2 separate regions of the Homo sapiens genome follow, and region 1 is linked to region 2. Evidence: read pairs that join two places in POLR2A ChIA-PET (ENCODE). Cell type or tissue: Caco-2. All regions are shown on one strand. Each heading gives the region's core, and the rest is flanking DNA. Links, peaks and the distances in the headings are about the cores only.

Region 1 (4,895 bases), core at 345-4,344, 300 kb after region 2:
TAATCCCCACATGTCATGGGAGGGTCCTGGTGGGAGGTAATTGAATCATGGGGGTGGTTACCCCCATGCTGTCCTCATGGTAGTGAGTTCTCATGTGATCTGATGGTTTTATAAGAGGCTTTTCTCACTTTGCTTGGCACTTCTCCTTCTTGCTGCCATATGAAGAAGGATGTGTTTGCTTCCCCTTCTGCCATGATTGTTTGTTTCCTGAGGCCTCCCCAGCCATGCCGAACTGTCAGTCAATTAAACCTCTTGCCTTTATAAATTACCTAGTCTCAGGTAGGTCTCTATTAGCAGCATAAGACAGGACTAATACATTTGGTAACAAGAAGCAAAATTACTAGAAAACTTTGTGTCAGCCATTTCCATAAGTAAGATTTACAAGATAGTACCAGCTAAAGTAGGGACTAAAAGAGATTAGTCAAATCAAGCACCTACTAATTAATTCAAGGGCCAAATATCCTTATTATTCTGATTTACCAACCATCCAGATAAGGCATATTCAAAGAACTTCATAAATTGTGACAGTTATTAACAATCAGATTGGACACTTGGGAATGCCCAAGGTAAGGATGGAGCCTCTGGCCTGAGAAAGAATGGTGACATACCTCTTAGTATAGAATTATTTTTATGGATTTTCACTTCCTGAAAGAGTACATGGCCTTAGGCAATGCACTTTGATACACGTGGTAAAAATAACTATTGTAATTTTTTTTTAAAATTTCTTGGACTAGGTGGTTCTTCCACTGAAAAGAGATGAGAAATTTTAAAAAATAGTGGTTTGAATTCAAAATGGGTTAGCATTTATAAAAATTAGATTTGCCTTTCTTCTAACATTATTATATTAGTAGCATGGTCATCTAGGTGCCTTGGAATAGTGGTAAACTCTACAGATACAAAAATACATACAAATAAATAAATATTTATATAAATACATACTACAGATTATCATAAAATATTTTCTTAAAATCTGAGTATTTTCAATCAGTTTTGGCATTTGGTACTATAATAGTCTCTGAAAGATCTCTAAGCTTTAATAGTTCACTTACTTTGGCTGAGTGAACTTTTGAAATTAACTTTGAAATTTTGAAAACACCAATATGATCCTGTCCCTCATACCAACTACCTATGCTTAAAAAACATAACTGACTCTCCATTATTAAAACAGAATTTTTTTTTTTTTTTTGAGATATGGAGTCTCGCCCTGTCGCCCAGGCCGGAGTGCAGTGGCACCATCTCGGCTCACTGCAAGCTCCGCCTCCCGGGTTCACGCCATTCTCTCACCTCAGCCTCCAGAGTAGCTGGGATTACAGGCGCCCGCCGCCACGCCTGGCTAATTTTTTGTATTTTTAGTAGAGACGGGGTTTCACCATGTTAGCCAGGATGGTCTCCATCTCCTGACCTCGTGATCCGCCCGCCTCGGCCTCCCAAAGTGCTGGGATTACAGGCGTGAGCCACCGTGCCTGGCCCTAAAACAGAAATTCTTAACTTTATGGTGAGGTTGCAGATTTACTCACACAACATTCAGATGTGTAAAAAATAAAATAAAATAAAAATATAAAAAACCTCCTTTATTTTTTATTTACTGTTCTGGTCTTCAAAGACCTCATCAGTAAAAGACCTCATTTACTTAAAAGACCATAAAAGACCTCATTTACTTAAAAGACCTCATTCTGAGAAGTATCAGAGGAAAAAGAATCTGGTAAGTCAAAAGATGGAGAAATTTTGGTGCATGCCCCTTTAAACAGTCTCTAAGTAATTTAGGCTATTTAAATGAGCCAGGAAAATCCAAAATCAGAGTTCTGTCCCCTCTCTTAACCTTCCTCCTAGGTGACAATGAAGTTTATGAGAAAAGTAAAGATAACACAAGATCTCATGCTGCTGGAGGACGGAGAAATAAGACTGTTTGAAACTCCCCAGAGTTCTGTGGGTCCTGGCTGGCCTATGCATGAAGTGGTTGTTCTGGGACCCTCCCAGTAGTGATCATAAAGTGCTACTCTTCTGAAGGGATGGGTTGCCCCTCCACACCTGTGGGCGTTTCTCATTAGGTGGAAAGAGAGACTTGGAAAATAAACAGATGCAGAGGCAAAGTATAGAGAAAGAAAAATGGGCCCAGGAGACCAGCATTCAGCATACGGAGGACCCACGCTGACACCGGCCTCTGAGTTCCCTTACTATTTATTGATCATTATCGGGCATTTCCCAGAGAGGGGGATGTGGCAGGACAATAGGATAATAGTGGAGAGAAGATCAGCAGGTAAACACGTGAACAAATGTCTCTGCATCATAAACAAGGTAAAGAAAAAAGTGCTGTGCTTTTGATGTGCATATACATAAACATCTCAATGCCTTAAAGAGCAGTATTGCTGCCAGCATGTCCCACCTCCAGCCCTAAGGCAGTTTTCCCCTATCTCAGTAGATGGAATATACAATTGGACTTTACACCGAGACATTCCATTGCCCAGGGAGGAGCAGGAGACAGATGCCTTCCTCTTATCTCAACTGCAAAGAGGCGTTCCTTCCTCTTTTACTAACCCTCCTCAGCACAGACCCTTTACTGGTGTCAGGCTGGGGGACAGTCAGGTGTTTCCCTTCCCACGAGGCCATATTTCAGACTATCACATGGGGAGAAACCTTGGACAATACCTGGCTTTCCTCGGCAGAGGTCCCTGTGGCCTTCCGCAGTGTTTTGTGTCTCTGGGTACTTGAGATTAGGGAGTGGTGATGACTCTTAACAAGCATGCTGCCTTCAAGCATTTGTTTAACAACGAACATCCTGCACAGCCCTTAATCCATTTAACCCTGAGTGGACACAGCACATGTCTCAGGGAGAACAGGGTTGGGGGTAGAGTTACAGATTAACAGCATCTCAAGGCAGAAGAATTTTTCTTAGTACAGAACAAAATGGAGTCTCTTATGTCTACTTCTTTCTACACAGACACAGTAATAATCTGATCTCTCTTTCTTTTCCCCACATTCTTCCCATCACCTTTCCTTTCTGCTAGCCTTGACCACACCAAATCCCCAGGTACCATGCCCTCTTTGCACCATGCTAGGCTCTCCAGGTCTCCCAGTTCACCTTGTACCCTCAATATCAAGATAGCAGGCTGAGCATGGTGGCTCACGCCTGTAATCCCAGCACTTTGGGAGGCCAAGGCGGGTGGATCACTTTAGGTTAGGAGTTCAAGACCAACCTGGACAACATGGTGAAACCCCATCTCTACTAAAAATACAAAAATTACCAGGCGTGGTGGCGGGCACGCGTAGTCCCAGCTACTCGGGAGGCTGAGGCAAGAGAATTGCTTGAACCTGGGAGGTGGAGGTTGCAATGAACTGAGATTGCACCACTGCACTCCAGCCTGGGTGACAGAATCAGACTGTGTCTCAAATAATAATAATAATAATAATAATAATAATAATAATAATAATAACATAAGGATGCTTCTGTGTCTCTTCTATGTCACATCCCCCGCTCCAAGTAAACAGGTGCCTTATGCTAGCATCTACACATTGTGTACATGAAAAGGCAAAGAGAAAAAGATACATTAATATTTTTCAAACTGGAAAATCTGCTTGCTGCCAGTCTACTCCTCTGGTCTCATCTGGCAACATGTAATTCTAGCCACACAGGTGTTTTATCAGTCTTTCAAACTTCCACTTCCTGCCATGATGGAATAACAGGGACTTAATTTACCCTTCCATGTGAAACAACCATAAAAATGGACAAGACATAAAACAATGGCTTGTAGATACTGGTAGCACAGGACTGCAATTCCTGAGACAAGGAAAGCAAACGATGTGAGCCCTGCAGTTGGATCAGCTCACCGCCTAAAGAGTTTGCAGGCTGCAGTGCAGGGTGGGTGCAATGGTTTGAATGTGTACTCTCCAAAATTTAGGTGTTAAAACTTACTGGCCAATGTGAGAGTATTAAAAGGTGGAGCTTTTAACATGCAATTAGGTCATGAGAGCTCCTCCCTTGAGAGTGGGATTATGGCCCTTATAAAAGATGCTTCACACTTGCCCCTCCACCTTCTACCATACATGTGAGAAGACAGTTTTCCTCCCCTCCAGAAAATGCAGCAACAAAGAACTATCTTGGAAGCAGAGAGCAACCCTCGCCAGACAACCAAACCTGCTAGTGCCTTGATCTTGGATTTTTCAGCTTCCAGAACTGTGAGAAAATTAATTTTTTCTTTATAAATTACCCAGTCTCTTGTATTTTGTTATAGCAGCACAAAATAGAAAAAGATGAAGAACCTAGGAGAAGTCCATTGACTTCCCTGAGTTGAGGAGATGGAGCTGAGAGTTCAAGGAGGCCAAGGAAGCAAGAGTTCACAAGGCTGTCAAAGCTGTCAGAATCAAAATGGAGTTACTTGTGTCATGCCCTGACAAAATGGACCTGAGGAAGGCCATGAAGGGAGGGCTCTCATGCATGTTTGCCTGATAACAAAACTATCAAAACAGACTGCAAAAACCACAACCTTGCACAAAGGTCACCACAACCTTGTCCAGTAAATGCTTCTGCAAGGGCGTCTGCCCAGCAACTTTCTGTTTAACCTTGGACTGATTTGCCCTTGTTATTGATCTTTGTAGCCAAGGATGATTGATTTAAAAACAAAACAACAAACAAGAAAACATAGGTAATCCTCCTCATTTGCCTTTAAAAACTCCCCATTGCCTCAACCTCTTGGAATATGCACATAATTTACATGTTATGCATATTCCCATTGCAATGCTACTCCTGAATAAATACTATTTTCTTTTATAGAGTCTCCCTGTCTGTTTGTTATTTAGTTGGACATGGCAGACTACCGCAGAGGAGAGAACTATAGAGAAAGAAAACCCAGAGATCTGCAGAGGGTCCCCCTTGAGTATTCAGCCAAATATTGATCAGG
Region 2 (4,000 bases), core at 1-4,000:
AAACATACATTTCAATAGCTTCTCACTCAGAGGGAAGGAGAAGATAAAAATCTGCAGTTCTTAGATACCTCCCATATAGAAATATGAAATTTTAGTTTACTAAAGGCTGCTGACCTATTACAAAATCCATTAATCAATTCTATCCTGAATTCCCTGATATTATGTGCAAAGGTTTCCACTTCCACAAACTGTCCCATGTTTAATGATTAAATCAAGGAGGCATTATGTGGTAGTACTTTTCCCCCACAAATGTTATAGTTTAAGTCATTTTCTTTTTCTTTTTTTTTTAACCCCAAGTTGTTATTTATTTTCATGAGGGGGAAAAAGAGAATCCTTTATGGTAGTGAAAATATACTTTTTTTTAAAATACAATAGCTGCCAGCAATATACTGGTGTAGATGTTCCAAAGAGAAAAGAAAATACATGAGTTCTATAATAAGCTTTCATTTGCCTGTTCAAGAAATTCTAAAGAAAATACTCCAATTCTATTCAACATTATGGCTTAAGGAGTTGAAATTTTTCCATGATAAAAATATAATGTGTCTGGCCCAAACCTTGACTATTTATAAAGGATGGAAATTTTAAAAGCCCATATATATCAATAATGAATGCTACCCTCTCTTTGAATTAAGTACTTAATTCAAATTAATCTAAGAAATTGGTGAATCATTAAATGATGAAATGTGTATCAAAATCTTCACGAAAAAATCAATTTCTATTTCCTCTCCATTTTTGCTTTGTAGATATTTTCTAAATGGGTTTAAGTGCACAGAAATAAATGCTATCTACATGCAACTCTGGAGAGATTCAAAACACAGCAGAAGTAAAATTAACATGCCTAAATCCTTGAGCAATCTGTATATAATTAAGAGATTTCTGACATTTATTCTTACACTAAGTTTAAGTCATTTTTCTGTCTGGGCGCGGTGGCTGACGCCTGTAATCCCAGCACTTTGGGAGGCCAAGGCAGGCAGATCATGAGGTCAGGAGTTTGAGACCAGCCTGGCCAATATGGTAAAACCCCGTCTCTACTAAAAATACAAAAATTAGCAGGGCATGGTGGCATGTGCCTGTAGTCCCAGCTACTCGGGAGGCTGAGGCACAAGAATCACTTGAACCCAGGAGGCTGAGGTTGCGGTGAGCTGAGATCACACCACTGCACTCCAGCCTGGGTGACAGAGTGAGACTCCGTCTCAAAAAAAAAAAAAGTCATTTTCTAACGAGTGACAATTTCAGTTTTTATTGAGAAAGTCCTGAATAATTTGAAAGAAAGTAAGGAGAAACCAGATGGAATGAAATCAAAATGAAAATTACAAAATTAATCTAGTAGCTACCCATCCCAAGGAAAGAATGTATATGCATGCCCCTTCAAGTTTTGACATGCCATGGTATACTTTTAATGAGTCCATTTTGTTTTCTCATATTATTTGGTGGGAGTTCCACGTGAATAGACTTCAACAGACATTTATGAAACGGAATTGGGCAATGAATAGCTCCATCCACAGAGTTACTATAAGATGACACTGTTTGGTCTTCTCATCCTATGTGACTATAAAGTAATTTGCATTTCTTTTCTTTGAATGCCCTTTTTAGACTATTCATATTTTTATTATGTTTTGCCTAGTTGGGTACACAATGAATGATCTCATTTTTGAATGGCAAGATGAGGCACCCGTACAAGTGGCAGAAGGACTCACTTTGCCCCAGTTTCTGTTGAAAGAAGAAAAAGATTTACGATACTGCACTAAACATTACAATACAGGTAGGGGTTGAGTAGTGTTCTTTACACTTACTACTTGTGGTTTTATGATATCCAGATGTTTCTTCATTATAATGCTAAGTTATTTAACTGTTCATAGATCAATGTTTTTCTTATATAGCAGAAAATGGATGCATTTGAAACCTATGAATACTTTGATTCATTGCATATTGTTAAATAATTGGTCTGTATGAGACGAAAGTAATGCTTGGTGTTCAATTATCTTTAAATAATTTTTAATGAAAAGCTCATAATTACATAGTAATAATGTTTCCAAAACTATTCCTTTAATTTCTGTGAACAATAAAATGTGTTTTTAACCATTCTTGGGCAGTAAACACTGTATCTGTTAAGAACATTTTTTTTTAAATTGCATTTTTTAAAAAAGAAAAAAGCTTTGTTGCCTAATTTTTCCCTTTGTCATATTTTCGTGCATTTCAGTGTATTTTTACCTAAGCATCTACTATTCACACTAAGACACTTGAGATAAATATCAGATATAGTTCTCAACACTAAGAATTGAGAGACTCAATGTGATATTTGTACATCGGCAAATTCTGTTCAGTTGCTTTAACTAACATGGGCTATTTCCATAAGACGTATTCTAACTATACAGTTAGAATGTATACATACAGTTAGAAAGTAATGGAATTCTCTGAATGCCATTAAACAGCCCATGATTGAGGCATCACTCCATTGTGGTGAGTACATGACCTCCCACTAGCATCAGCTTCTGTTCTTATCATTTCATTACAGTAACTATGATTCATCGTGGACTCAGCATTTTCCAGAACTGTGCTGTGACCTTTCACTATTCAAAGTCCCTAGTCTCTCTTATCTCCTTAGCAAATTCACAATATCGGATCAAAAAGTCACTACCATTTTCCTTTTAACTCAGAGATGAAGCTGATATCTAACTTATTAGGGAGTTCAAGTTTAACATCTCAACACAAAGATAAAGAGCAGGCAAGTCAATAGCACTGTCCTTGCTCAGTTCCCTTAGACAGATGCTAAAAATCCCCTAGAGTTGGCTTAGGGAGGTATATTAGTTTTCTAGGGCTGCCATAATAACCTATCACAAACGGTGTCTTAAAACAACAGAAATGTGTTCTCTCGCAGTTCTGGAGGGTAGGAGTCCAAAATTCAAGGTGTCAGCAGGGCCGTGCTTTCCCTCAAAGCTTTAGGGAAGAGTTGTTCCCTGTCTCTTCCTGACTACCTATTTCTGGAAAACCTTGTTTCTCAGCTTGCAGATGCATCATTTCAGTCTCTGCCTCCAGAGTCACATGGGATTCCCCTGTGTGTCTGTGTTTCCATGTCCAAATTTCCCTCTTTCTATAAGGACATAAGTAATGTTGGATTTGGGACCCCCTCTTATCCAGGACAATTTCATTTTAACTTGATTGTATCTGCAAATACTTTATTTTCAAGTCAGTTCACATTCACACATTCTGGGTGGACATGAATCTTAGGGAGATATCATTTAATCCAGAACAAGAGGTGAAGTTATAAACATCAATTAGGGATGAATTTTTATGATAGAGGGTCTCAAGACACTTCCTTAGTGTAAAGTAAGTTTGCATACTTCCTTGAGTTATCAAATGAGCTATTACAGCTTAAAGGAAAAGAACTTACATTTATGAATGCCTACTATAAGCAAGGAATGGGACATCTTGGGTGGTATCGTAGAGATCTTACAACTTTACATTCTAGAAGCACTGTACTGTCCAGAAGCAAAATAACGTGCCCAAATTATGTAGAGAATAAAAGCATCTCATAGAGTCCTCATTCAAGTATGTGGTTAATTTGCTTCAGATCCCAGACTCCATTTCATATTTGCTTTTACATTACACAAGAATCTTTTGTTTTCCAATAATAGGCCTAGATACCACATATACCTTTTATGTTGCTTGTGAAAATACAACAAACAACAATAGTAGGTTACCTAAGAACCACATTTATAAAATACCCTTTCCCCCCAGAAAATGAAATATACTTAAGTTAAAAATGTTTTCATACACAAATTAATTGCACAAAATTAGAGGATTTATTCAGTTTTATTTTCACTATCCTGAAGTATTTATTAGTTATGTGCTACAGCATCCTATGATCTGTCTCCTTCTAATAATTTCTCCAAAATCTTTTACCTCTCTTCCCCTTGCTCCGTAATACCCTGCCACAATGACTTGCTTGCTTATATACACCAAACTCATCTCTGTCTGTCTCAGGGCCTTTGCTCTTGCT

Evidence for each region. Peaks named below come from ENCODE experiments on the same cell type or tissue, not always from the same donor. Only the 100,000 strongest peaks of a DNase experiment are listed, where the experiment ranks them.
Region 1: POLR2A ChIA-PET joins it to region 2 with 5 read pairs; 2 of 35 experiments call an interaction of 5 or more read pairs at or near these places.

The regions. Positions count from the first base shown.
Region 1 is chr4:174,381,110-174,386,004 of GRCh38, reverse strand. All of the region lies in intron 2 of LOC105377547 (a long non-coding RNA gene), which reads right to left. Among named protein-coding and RNA genes, the nearest start is that of MIR4276, 40 kb to the left of the region's middle. RefSeq lists enhancers at 2,137-2,783, 2,784-3,431. In Caco-2, for the core only: no CTCF peak of the experiment used is centred there; DNase peaks (open chromatin) are centred at 2,084 and 2,614.
Region 2 is chr4:174,680,564-174,684,563 of GRCh38, reverse strand. GLRA3 (glycine receptor alpha 3) reads left to right here. Exons shown (of 10, transcript NM_006529.4): 6 at 1,625-1,762. Among named protein-coding and RNA genes, the nearest start is that of GLRA3, 150 kb to the left of the region's middle. In Caco-2, for the core only: no CTCF peak of the experiment used is centred there; no DNase peak of the experiment used is centred there.